Regions from separate parts of the Homo sapiens genome. Here region 1 is linked to region 2. A link is an interaction called in ENCODE POLR2A ChIA-PET data of the cell type or tissue named here. Cell type or tissue: MCF 10A. All regions are shown on one strand. Links, peaks and the distances in the headings refer to the core of each region. The heading gives the core; the rest is flanking DNA. Region 1 has its middle 58 kb from the start of CDRT4. Region 2 overlaps TVP23C-CDRT4 (TVP23C-CDRT4 readthrough).

Region 1 (5,381 bases), core at 57-5,056, 66 kb after region 2:
GTGCGCATGGTGGTGGAATTGTGTCTCCTCCACCCCAGATTGGCACGTGGAAGTCCGAACCCCCAGTACCTCAGAAGGTGACTTCATTTGGAGATAGGGTCTCTATAAATGTGATCAAGTTAAAGTGAGGTCATTGGGGTGGGCCTTAATCCAGTGTGACTGGTTTCAAACAAAGGGGAAATTTGGACACAGAGACAGACATACAGGGAGAAGGCCATGCCGTGATGAAGATGGATCCATACGCCCGGACAGGGGCCCGGAACAGCTCCTTCCCACAGTCCTTAGAAAGGACCTGCCCTGCCAGCATCTTGATCTTGGACTTCCAGCCTCCAGAATTGTGACACAGCCAATTTCTGTTGTTAAAGCCAGCCAGCTTGTGTCAGTTTTACAGCAGCCTTAGGAAACTAATCCAGATGGGTACCCTGGACCGGCACCCAGGATGCCAGTGACGTGGAAATACTGTTGCTGGGGCTCACGATGAGATGGTGGAGTCCCTGGAAAGGGGCTGCAGAAAACCAGTGAAGAACGACATTGCTCTTGAGGGCTGGGCCTCTGGTTTTTGTCTCCGGGGATGGATTAGTTGAGATGAGATTTTCAGCTGAAGCAAGAAGGCCCAGATTTAGTAGAATCACACTGGATTAGGGCCCATCCCAATGGCCCATCTGACTGCCCTTCACTGCTCAGCAAAGACAGGGTGGGGCTGTCTCCTGATCTTGCCAGATGAGGTGGAGTCCTAGGGAGTTCTCAGCTGACTGGATTTCCAATTTTGCAAAACAAAATTTCAGATCCAACTAAATTTGGGCCTTCTTGCTTCAGCTGTAAGTCTCATCTCAGCTAATCCATCCCCAGAGGTACAAACCAGAGCCCCAACCCTCAAGAGCAATGCCTGTCTTCACTGAAGGTTTTCTGGAGGAGGAGGCAAAGTGCGTGCTCTGCTACAGTTTCTTTTGATGAATGAGGTCTCCACTTCTTCCACTTCCCTTCTCTCCTCCTGCTCCAAAGGCCACAAGACAGAGCAATTGCTCAATGCCTTCTCTCTCTCTCTCTCTCCTCTCTACTTCTTTTCCCCCCTAAAATCCCAGCTGCACCTCTTCTGCCCTACTTTCCCTCCCCTTCTCTGTTCCAGCTCTGTCCACTTCCTTCCCCATTTTGTGTATTTCCCCCGTTTTTGCTAGCGTTATGCTCTTCCGTATGCAGATCAATTTAGCTTCTCTTTGCTTTTTCTAGTCTCTTCTGCAGCCTTTGTTTCAGTAAGAACAACAAAGGCAGCGCCAGGAATCAGCTGGACCAGACTAGAGAAGATTCCTTCCTCATTTTAAGGAGGAGGTTGCAAAGGCATCATTTTAAAAATATAAAATTATATTTATGTATGTATGTTTTTTAGTCCCGGTCACATAGGAAAAATATAAACTTTACCTTTTCTCTTTGTTTAGGCCTAAAATGTTCCTGTACAGAAGGCTTTAGTCTCAGAAAAAACTTTGAGTTCCCCAACCAGAAACATATAAACCTCTTTATTTTTATTTATTTATATTATTTTAGACAATATTTCGCTCTGTCACCCAGGCTGGAGTGCAGTGGCGTGATCACGGCTCACAGCAGCCTCGACCTCCCAAGCTCAAGTGATCTTCCCACCCTAGCCTCCCGAGTAGCTGTGACTACAGGCATGCACCACCATGTGCAGCTATTTTTTTTTTTTTTTTGGTCGAGACGGGGTCTTGATGTGTTGACCAGGGTGGTCTCGAACTCAAGTGATCCTCCTGCCTCAGCCTCCCAAAAGTGCTAGGATTACAGGCATGAGCCACTCCACCCAGCCGTAAACCTCTTTAAATGGCTACCAAACTTAACTACCATCTTCTCTCAATGCCACTGTTTCCTTTACAACATTTTCCGTTTTTGATTTAACATATAATATGTGTTTCCTTTAGAAAAAATGCACAGAGAAGCTAAAAGAAAAGAAAATTAATTCCACTACTTAGAGATCATCACTGCTAACACCTTGGTATATATCCTTTTAGATTTTGTTTTATTGAAATATACACATGAATATATATTAATCTGCCCAAGAATATATATTTATAAAAGTGGGATTAAACACATACTATTTACATATTTATGAAAATGGAATGAAATACATACTCCTTCATAAGCCCTGCCGTCTTTCCACATCAACACATTTATTTAAAGCATCATTTTCAGTGGCTGCCCAAGTCATGGTGGAGGATCAGAGGCAAATCCTCTTCTTGATGAGGATGAGGAGTGAGGATAGGAGAAGGAATTAGAATCCGTGGCATTGCCAAGCCTGGATGCGCAGGTGCTCATGAAATAATTGTTGATGGATTAAGCAAAACATTAAAGGAAGATTTCTCAAAGAGGACAGCTAATTTATTCGGGATGAATTATAACTTTTTTAATAGAAGGATTTTAGATCGTGGGAGAGTTGGCCTGAACTGCCTTGAAGCATAATATTTCCCAGCAACTCTGCTCACTCAGGCATGCAGACTCATTTTAAATTTGAGTTTAAAAGTCCTACATCTAACGGCCAGCTGCCAGAACTCACTAATGAGGGTGTCCGTGAATCTGGAGGGCCTCTTCACGGAGATGGCATTTGGGTGAAACTCTCAGGCTTGTTCTACGGATTCAAGATATTCACTAAATCTGGACATACTTGAGGAACCACCCACACTTTAGGGAACTTTTTAAACCAAACTTTCTGGGATTTATGCATCACCACACAAAAATTTCCCATGACTTACATGACCAAGAGGGAAAACAATGCTGGTTTTCATAAACACTCAAATCTCTTGGCTCAGGACACAGTGGCTGAGGAGACACCATGAACTGAGCAGAATCATACGGGCAGCCACACGTTCTCAGCTGCGGTCGGGTGCAGAGGCACCGGCGCTGCCGTCTGGCACAGGTCTGCGGGATGGCCGTGGCGGTGCATCAGAGCAGGGTGGTAGAGGTGCTGTGTGTCTTAGTAAATGGCCTGGGGCTGGAAATTATTGCTGAGATAGCTGGCGTTTTTAATGCGTATTCCAGGCAGTCTGGGGGCTTCCGGCCAACCTATGTGAACTTAAGGGAAACAAAATCATTCTCTTTTGAAATGCCTCCATTACCAAAAACGGACTCTTGTTATCTTGAACTCAGTCATGATCAGATGACGGAAAAATCTCAGCCTGGCAGTTCCCTTCTCCTAACTACTGTCTCAGAGATTCTCAATGGAAGCATCATGAAGTTATCTCCTTTCGGTGGCCAACTGCTTGGAGTGCAGATAGGTTCCCTGCCCTGCCCTACGCAGGGGGTTCTTCATGCCCTTCCCATGAATTAGGAAAACTGGGGCTATTTCAATGGTACAACAGGGTTGGTCTATAAAAACCCCTTTCGTTTGCCAAAACAAACAAACAAACAAACAAACAAAAAAAACCTTTGTATCTCTGGTGATACGGTATAGAAGAATATGTCCCCAAAAGCCCACCGCATCTCGCACCCTAAGTAGATTCGATTTGCTGACCCTGGGATCTGTCCTTGCCTTCTCCATCCCCTTTCAGCCCTAGGCATTCATGCCTCCTTCTAGCGCTTTCACTTCCCTAACCCCTACATTTACCAACAATTTTGATCAAAGCTAACTTTGTAATCACAGGTTAATTTCACCTTTGGGTGGCACAAGAGCTCCACCTGGGTACTCAGTGTGCTGGGGATGACTGGGGTGCAGCACAGGCACCAGGCACCAACCTGGCCCCCACCTTCCCCGGCACCCAGCACCTCACCAAGGACCACTCTCTGCTCCTGCTTCCCTTACAGGTTATTTACCCAGGTGCTGGAAGTCTGGTTCCTTCTAATGGGCTCCATAGCTTTTTGGTTCACCTCCTTGAACAGGGTGAACTGTAAAAGAGAGGCACCGATCTTTAGGTCAAAAGGCTCTGACTTTTTTTTAATTTTTAGATTTAAAAAATTGTGGTAAAATACACATGACATAAAATTTACCATTTTAAACATTTTTATTTTTTTAGAGATGAGGTCTTGCTATGTTGCCCTGGGCGGAATGCAGTGGTATTTACAGATGCATCCCCAGTACTGATCAGCATGGGAGACTTGACCTGCTCCGTTTCCGACTTGGGCGGGTTCACCCCTCCTTAGGCAACCTGGTAGTCCCCTGCTCCCAAGAGGTCACCATATTGATGTGGAATTTAGTGCGGACACCCAATTGGCATAGCCCAGAACTATAGCCTAGATATCCTGGGCTCAAGCGATCCTCCCACCTCAGCCTCCTGAATAGCTGGGACCACAGCTAGGTGTGTGCCACCTTACCTGGCCATCTTAATTATTAAGTACATTCATATTGTTGTGCAACCGTCACTGCCACCCAGCCATAGAACTCTTTTTATCCTCCCAAACTGAAACACCAGAGCTCCTAAACAATTCTCCACTCCCCTCTCCCCCAGGCCCTGGCAACCACCATCCTACTTTCTCTACGAGTTTGGCTACTCAGTATGTGTCATATGAGTGGGATCATATAGCATTTGTCCTTTTGGGTCTGGGTTATTTCACTTAACATAGTGTCCTCAAGGTTCATCCAGGTTGTAGTGGATGTCAGAATTTCCTTCCTTTTTTTTTTCTTTTGAGACAGAGTCTCATTCTGTTTCCCAGGCTGGAGTGCAGTGTGGGATCTCGGCTCACTGCAAACTCCACCTCCTGAGTTCAAGCAATTTTCCTGTCTCAGCCTCCTGAGTAGCTGGAATTCAGGCTTGCACCACCATGCCCGGCTAATTTTTGTATTTTTAGTAGAGACGGGGTTTCACCATGTTGGCCAGGCTGGTCTCAAACTCTTGACCTCAGGTGATCCGCCTGCCTCGGCCTCCCAAAGTGCTGGGATTACAGGTGTGAGCCGCCATGCCCGGCAGAATTTCCTTCCTTTTTAAGGCTGAATAAGATTCCATTGCATGAATATGCCACATTTTGTTTATCCACTCATTGTTGATGAACACTTAGGGTATTCCACCTTTTGGCTATTGCGAATAATGGTGGTATGAATATGGGTGTTCAAATATGGACCTAAACTATGAGATCATTGTAGATTCACATGCAGTTATAGGAAATAATATAGGGGAGTGTGTGTGTGTACATGTATTTAGTTCTGTGCAATTTTATACTTGTGTAGGGTCATATGGCCATCACCAAAATCAAGATACAGAGCAAGGATCCTTTGTGTTGACAAGGCCCCCAAATTCAGCCCTAAATTTTAGCTTCCATTTCTAAAGGGCGAGAAGCAATAAACAGCTCAGCCCCTCCTTTGGAGCATCGTGTTCTAGGTTTTCTGGGGCATACCACAGTGGTAGCAGTGGAGAGACCTGGGCCTAGGCTGATGGCTTCTCGTTCCATGG
Region 2 (5,340 bases), core at 341-5,340:
TTGACGCCATCACACATACCAAGAGAGCATGCACATGTTTATTACTTACATCAAGCTTGTCCAGCCCACAGCCTGCGGGTCGCATGTGGCCCAGGATGGCTTTAAGTACAGCCCAACACAAATTTATAAACTTTCTTACAACATTTTGAGATTTTTTTTTTTTGCTAGTTGTTTTTTTTTTAAGCTCATCAGCTATCGTTAGTGTTAGTGTATTTTATGTGTGGCCCAAGACAATTCTTCTTCCAGTGTTGCTCAGGGAAGCCAAAATATTGGACGCCCCTGACTTACATGATGAGGCTTTCTGGGGAAGAACAGGGAAGACATCCCAAGCTAGTTCAAAACAGCTTGGGAGAGCAAGAAAAAAGACTGGCTTGGGATTTGATTTTCATTTATTTTTATTTTTAGAGATGAGGTCTCACTATGTTGCCCAGGCTGGTCTTGAACTCCTGGGCTCAAGCAATCCTCCCACCTTGGTCTCCCAAAGTGCTGGGATTACAGACATGAGCCACCATGCCCGGCCAAGGCTTGGAATTTTTTTTTTTTTTTTTTGAGACGGAGTCTCGCTCTGTCGCCCAGGCCGGACTGCGGACTGCAGTGGCGCAATCTCGTCTCACTGCAAGCTCCGCTTCCTGGGTTCACGCCATTCTCCTGCCTCAGCCTCCCGAGTAGCTGGGACTACAGGCGCCCGCCACCGCGCCCGGCTAATTTTTTGTATTTTTAGTAGAGACGGGGTTTCACCTTGTTAGCCAGGATGGTCTCGATCTCCTGACCTCATGATCCACCTGCCTCGGCCTCCCAAAGTGCTGGGATTACAGGCGTGAGCCACCGCGCCCGGCCGGCTTGGAATTTTTAATAGTGGTTACAATGTGGGCAGGGGCTTGTGTGGTTTGGATTTCCTGCTTGCACCAACAAAGAGCATCCAGACTTTCACATGAGCTTGCCCAGATGCAAGGCACAAGGGGGTGAGGGAAAGGGAAGGCTTAAAAGTTGTTAGCAGGCCGGGTGTTGTGACTCAAAATACTGTAATCTCAGCATTTTGGGAGACCTAGGTGGGTGGATCACTTGAGCCCAGAGGTTTGCAACCAGCCTGAGCAAAATATTGAGACTCCTGTCTCTCCAAAACAATAAAAAATAAATAAACAAATAAATAAATAAATGGCTAGACATAATGGTGTGCACCTGTAGTCCCAGCTGTTTGGGAAGCTGAAATGGAAGGATCGCTTGAGGCCCAGAGTCTGAGGCTGCGGTAAGCTGTGTTCGCACCACTGCACTCCAGCCTGGGTGATAGAGTGAGACCCTCGTCTCAGAAAAAAAAAAAAAAAAAGTTGTCAGCAGTCAAAAAAAATAGATTTAGACTATTACAGCAGAAGGAGGAAGGCCAGTTGGGTGCTGTTGTGGTAATCTAGGCCAATGGTTCCCAGACTTTTGTTAAAGATACAGCTTCCTATTCTTTTAGCACATTTGAAATGTACAATACGTTATTATTAACTGTGGTCACCATGCAGGGCAACAGATCACTAAAACTAATGAATTCAGTCTAACTGAAATTGCGTCTTCATCAATATCTCTCCTTTCCCGGCCTCTTTCCTCTATCCACCCCTGCTGCCCCCACCACAGCCTCTGATATCAGCTTTCTACTCTGTTTCAGTGAGATCAACGTTTTTAGATTCCACTTATAAATGAGACCACACAGCATTTGTCTTTCTGAGTCTGGCTTATTTCACTTAGCATAATGCCTTCCAGGTTCATTCATGTTGTTGAAAATGACGTAATTTCCTTCTTGTTAAAGGCTAGCTAGTATTCCGTTGTGTATATGTACCACGTTTTCTTTATCCATTCATCTGTTGATGGACACAGGTAGATTCCATATCTCAGCTGCTGTGAATAGTGCTGTAATGAACATCAGAATGTGGTTATTTCTTCGATATATGAATTTTAGTTCCTTTGGATAAATACCCAGAAGTGGAATTGCTGGATGATATGGTGGTTCTATTTTTTCATTTTTTCAGGAACTTTTGTACCATTTTTCATAATAGCTGTGCTAACTTACATTCCCACCAACAGTGTAAAAGGGTTCCCTTTTCTCCATATCCTCACCAACACAGCAAGTGTGAGGTGATAATCTCACTGTGGTTTTAATTTGCATTTCTCTGATGATTAGAGATGTTAAATATTATTTCATACGCCTGTTGGCTGTTTGTATCTCTTTTTTTGAGAAATGTCAGTTCAAATCCTTTGCCCATTTTTTAATGTTTTTTTACCACAAAAATGTAAGTTGGTGAGCTGAGGATATGTTAATTAGCTTGACTGAATCTTTCTATAATTTATACATAGATAAAAACATCACATTGTGCCCCATAAGTGTACACAATTATTATTTATCAACTAAAATTAATAAATAAATCAATACACTTAAAACATTTAAGAAAACACTAAAAAACAAAAACTAACCAAACAAACAAACAAAATACAGCCTCTTAGACTTCACTCCAGATCTATTAAACCTACATTCCAGGGTGTGGATTATGGAAATAGGTGTTTGTAAATAGCTCCCAAGTAATTTAGAAGTACCTTTCATGGAATGACATTTGGGAACACTGGGCTATCATAATGAAAAAGAGAGCAAGGATTGAGAAACACTGGACAAGAGAGTCCAAGATATAAGACCCAGGGGAACCTTTAAAAATTTGCACATTTTGGGACTGGGTGACATGTGGTTGGAAGGAACGCTGGCTTATGGATTTTGCGGAGGGAACGGAAAATCTTATGGGTCTATCTAGAAAGCTGTGTGGATGTGATTGTGAATCTCCACACACATTTCTATGTGCATTACCCACCGTATGCACTCAAAGCGTGGAAAACATTTCACAGCCTGCTCGACTCCTCCCGTCTCAGCAGGCTGTGTATCTCCAGAGTTACTTTGGGGAGTGTGAACTCATACTATTAGTTGCCAATGAAAAATGGAATTAACTATGAGACTCTCTTGCAAAATAAATTACGTAATGTGTTCCAAAGATGAAAGAAATTCCTAAGGGATTGCCTGCCCTTCTGGATAACTATATTGCCACATTCTTTCTCTCTTGAGTTGAGAGTTAAGGGTTGACTGGGTAAAATCTGTCTTGTGCTCCATCATGAAAACACAACTCAGAGCTGGTTTTTGATGTACATCTAAGAGAAGTAACAGACAACTCAAAAGATTTGGGCCACCAGAACTGGTAAGAAAGTGCTGAAGGAGCCAATGGAGGGAGCACTTGTGTATATGTGGCTTGGTGTTTAATTCTGTTGGTTGTTTGCCATCTTCTTAACAACTTAGTAACTTACATAATTTGTTGATCGATCTCTCATCCTCTCAGGTTGCTGGTTTGGAAGGGACAACATGAGAAAATCAACAGGAAACTGATGTCTAAAACTATCCATCATCTATCTAGATATCCACTTAGCTAAGCAATATAGTCTATCACTGTGTGTTCTTTTCTTTTCTTTTCTTTTCTTTTCTTTTCTTTTCTTTTCTTTTCTTTTCCTTTCTTTTTTGAGACGGAGTCTCGCTCTGTCCCCGAGGCTGGAATGCAGTGGTGCAGTCTCAGCTCACTGCAAGCTCTGCCTCCTGGATTCACACCATTCTCCTGCCTCAGCCTCCCGAGTAGCTGAGACTACAGGTGCCCGCCACCACGCCCGGCTAATTTTTCATTTTTGTATTTTTAGTAGAGACGGGGTTTCACTCTGTTAGTCAGGATGGTCTCGATCTCCTGACCTCATGATCCGCCCGCCTTGGCCTCCCAAAGTGCTGGGATTACAGGCGTGAGCCACCACGCCCAGCCCACTGTGTTATTTTCTTTTTGTATTTTTCATCTATTTTCTTTCTCATCTTGCTTTCAGCATTTATTTGGAAAAAGAAAGTTCATTAGATATTTCTCTTTTCAAACACCTTTATGAGATATAATTCACATTCCATATAATTTTACAATTTAAATCATACAACTTAATGGTTCTTAGTGTCTTTACTTAAGTTGTACAACCATTGCCACAACCAATTTTTAGGACATTTTCCCCCCAAAAAGAAACCTCTTAGCCTTTAGCAGTCACTTTCCAAATATCCTATTCTCTCCCAGCACTAAGAACTCTACTTTCTGTCTCAATGGACTTGTCTATTCTGGATATTTCATATAAATGGAATCCTACAATATGTGGCCTTTTGTGACCAGTTACTTTCACTTAGCCTAATGTTTTCAAGGTTTATCTGCACAGTAGCTATTTTTCTTGAAAAGAACCCTTGGATCAGGTAAGACACAAATGAACACAACTCTCTGTATTGCCTTAATGGAAGTAGAGAAGGAAATTTTGCATTCTGTAGTTGCCCAAGGAAGTACTGTTGAATTAATTTTGCTTTATTTAAACTAAGGTGCTAGACACTGAATCTCCCAATAGGATTGGGACACAAGTCCTGTCTTTCAAAATAAAATGCTGGTCAAGCAGGTAGACTGCGGAGCCAAACTGCCTGGGTTCCAATCCTAGCTCTGTGCGCCCATCCTGTTGGTAGTTGTATGACCTTGAGCAAATTATTCAACCTCTCTGGGGCTCAGTTTCCTCATTTGAAAAATGGGGATTAAAAATTGTACCTAGCTTCAAGGGTGGCTGTGAGGGCCAAGTGAGATCATGGATGTAAAACTCTTGGCATGTTGCCTGCCCACTGATAAGCCCTCAATAAAGGCTGGCAATAATTACCAAAGTTCTTATTCAAAGAACTATAGTCCGATACGGTATAAGTGTGTCAAAAGAAGTATGATCAAAGGGCCATGGGGCACAGCAGAGGGAACATCAGTTCTATACTGGGTGGGTAGTCAGGGAGAAGAATCCTTTTTATGTGGGATTGTAATCTGGAGCCTAGATCCAGATGTGGTCTACAAAATATGTTTGGGGGCTACTGTTGTGTTTTAAAGATTTTGAAATTCAACTCCTTTAGACAGGCAGTCACCCCTACCACAACTTAATGGACCAAACTGGTTTGTTAGGGACATTAATGTTGCTTGAGTTCTGTGCCCCACGATGGAAGGTGACCTTTGACCTGGAACTTAAAGGTTGGCTTTGAATTAGCCAGACAGAGAGCAAAAGGTGATTGGTGTCACTCTTTCTCTCTTTTTTTTTTTTTTCAAGACAGAGTTTCTCTGTCGCCCAGGCTAGAGTGCAGTGACCATCTCGGCTCACTGCAAGCTCCGCCTCCCAGGTTCATGCCATTCTCCTGCCTCAGCCTCCCGATTAGCTGGGACTGCAGGCACCCACCACGGCGCCCAGCTAATTGTTTGTATTTTTAGTAGAGACGGGGTTTCACCATGTTAGCCAGGA

The links. Peaks named below come from ENCODE experiments on the same cell type or tissue, not always from the same donor. Only the 100,000 strongest peaks of a DNase experiment are listed, where the experiment ranks them.
Region 1: POLR2A ChIA-PET joins it to region 2 with 6 read pairs; 2 of 35 experiments call an interaction of 5 or more read pairs at or near these places.

Annotation. Positions count from the first base shown.
Region 1 is chr17:15,407,316-15,412,696 of GRCh38, reverse strand. It overlaps the pseudogene RN7SL792P. Among named protein-coding and RNA genes, the nearest start is that of CDRT4, 58 kb to the left of the region's middle. RefSeq lists an enhancer at 2,435-2,935. In MCF 10A, for the core only: no CTCF peak of the experiment used is centred there; a DNase peak (open chromatin) is centred at 2,816.
Region 2 is chr17:15,473,476-15,478,815 of GRCh38, reverse strand. The region is part of intron 4 of TVP23C-CDRT4 (TVP23C-CDRT4 readthrough); the gene reads left to right. Among named protein-coding and RNA genes, the nearest start is that of CDRT3, 5.3 kb to the right of the region's middle. In MCF 10A, for the core only: no CTCF peak of the experiment used is centred there; a DNase peak (open chromatin) is centred at 3,025.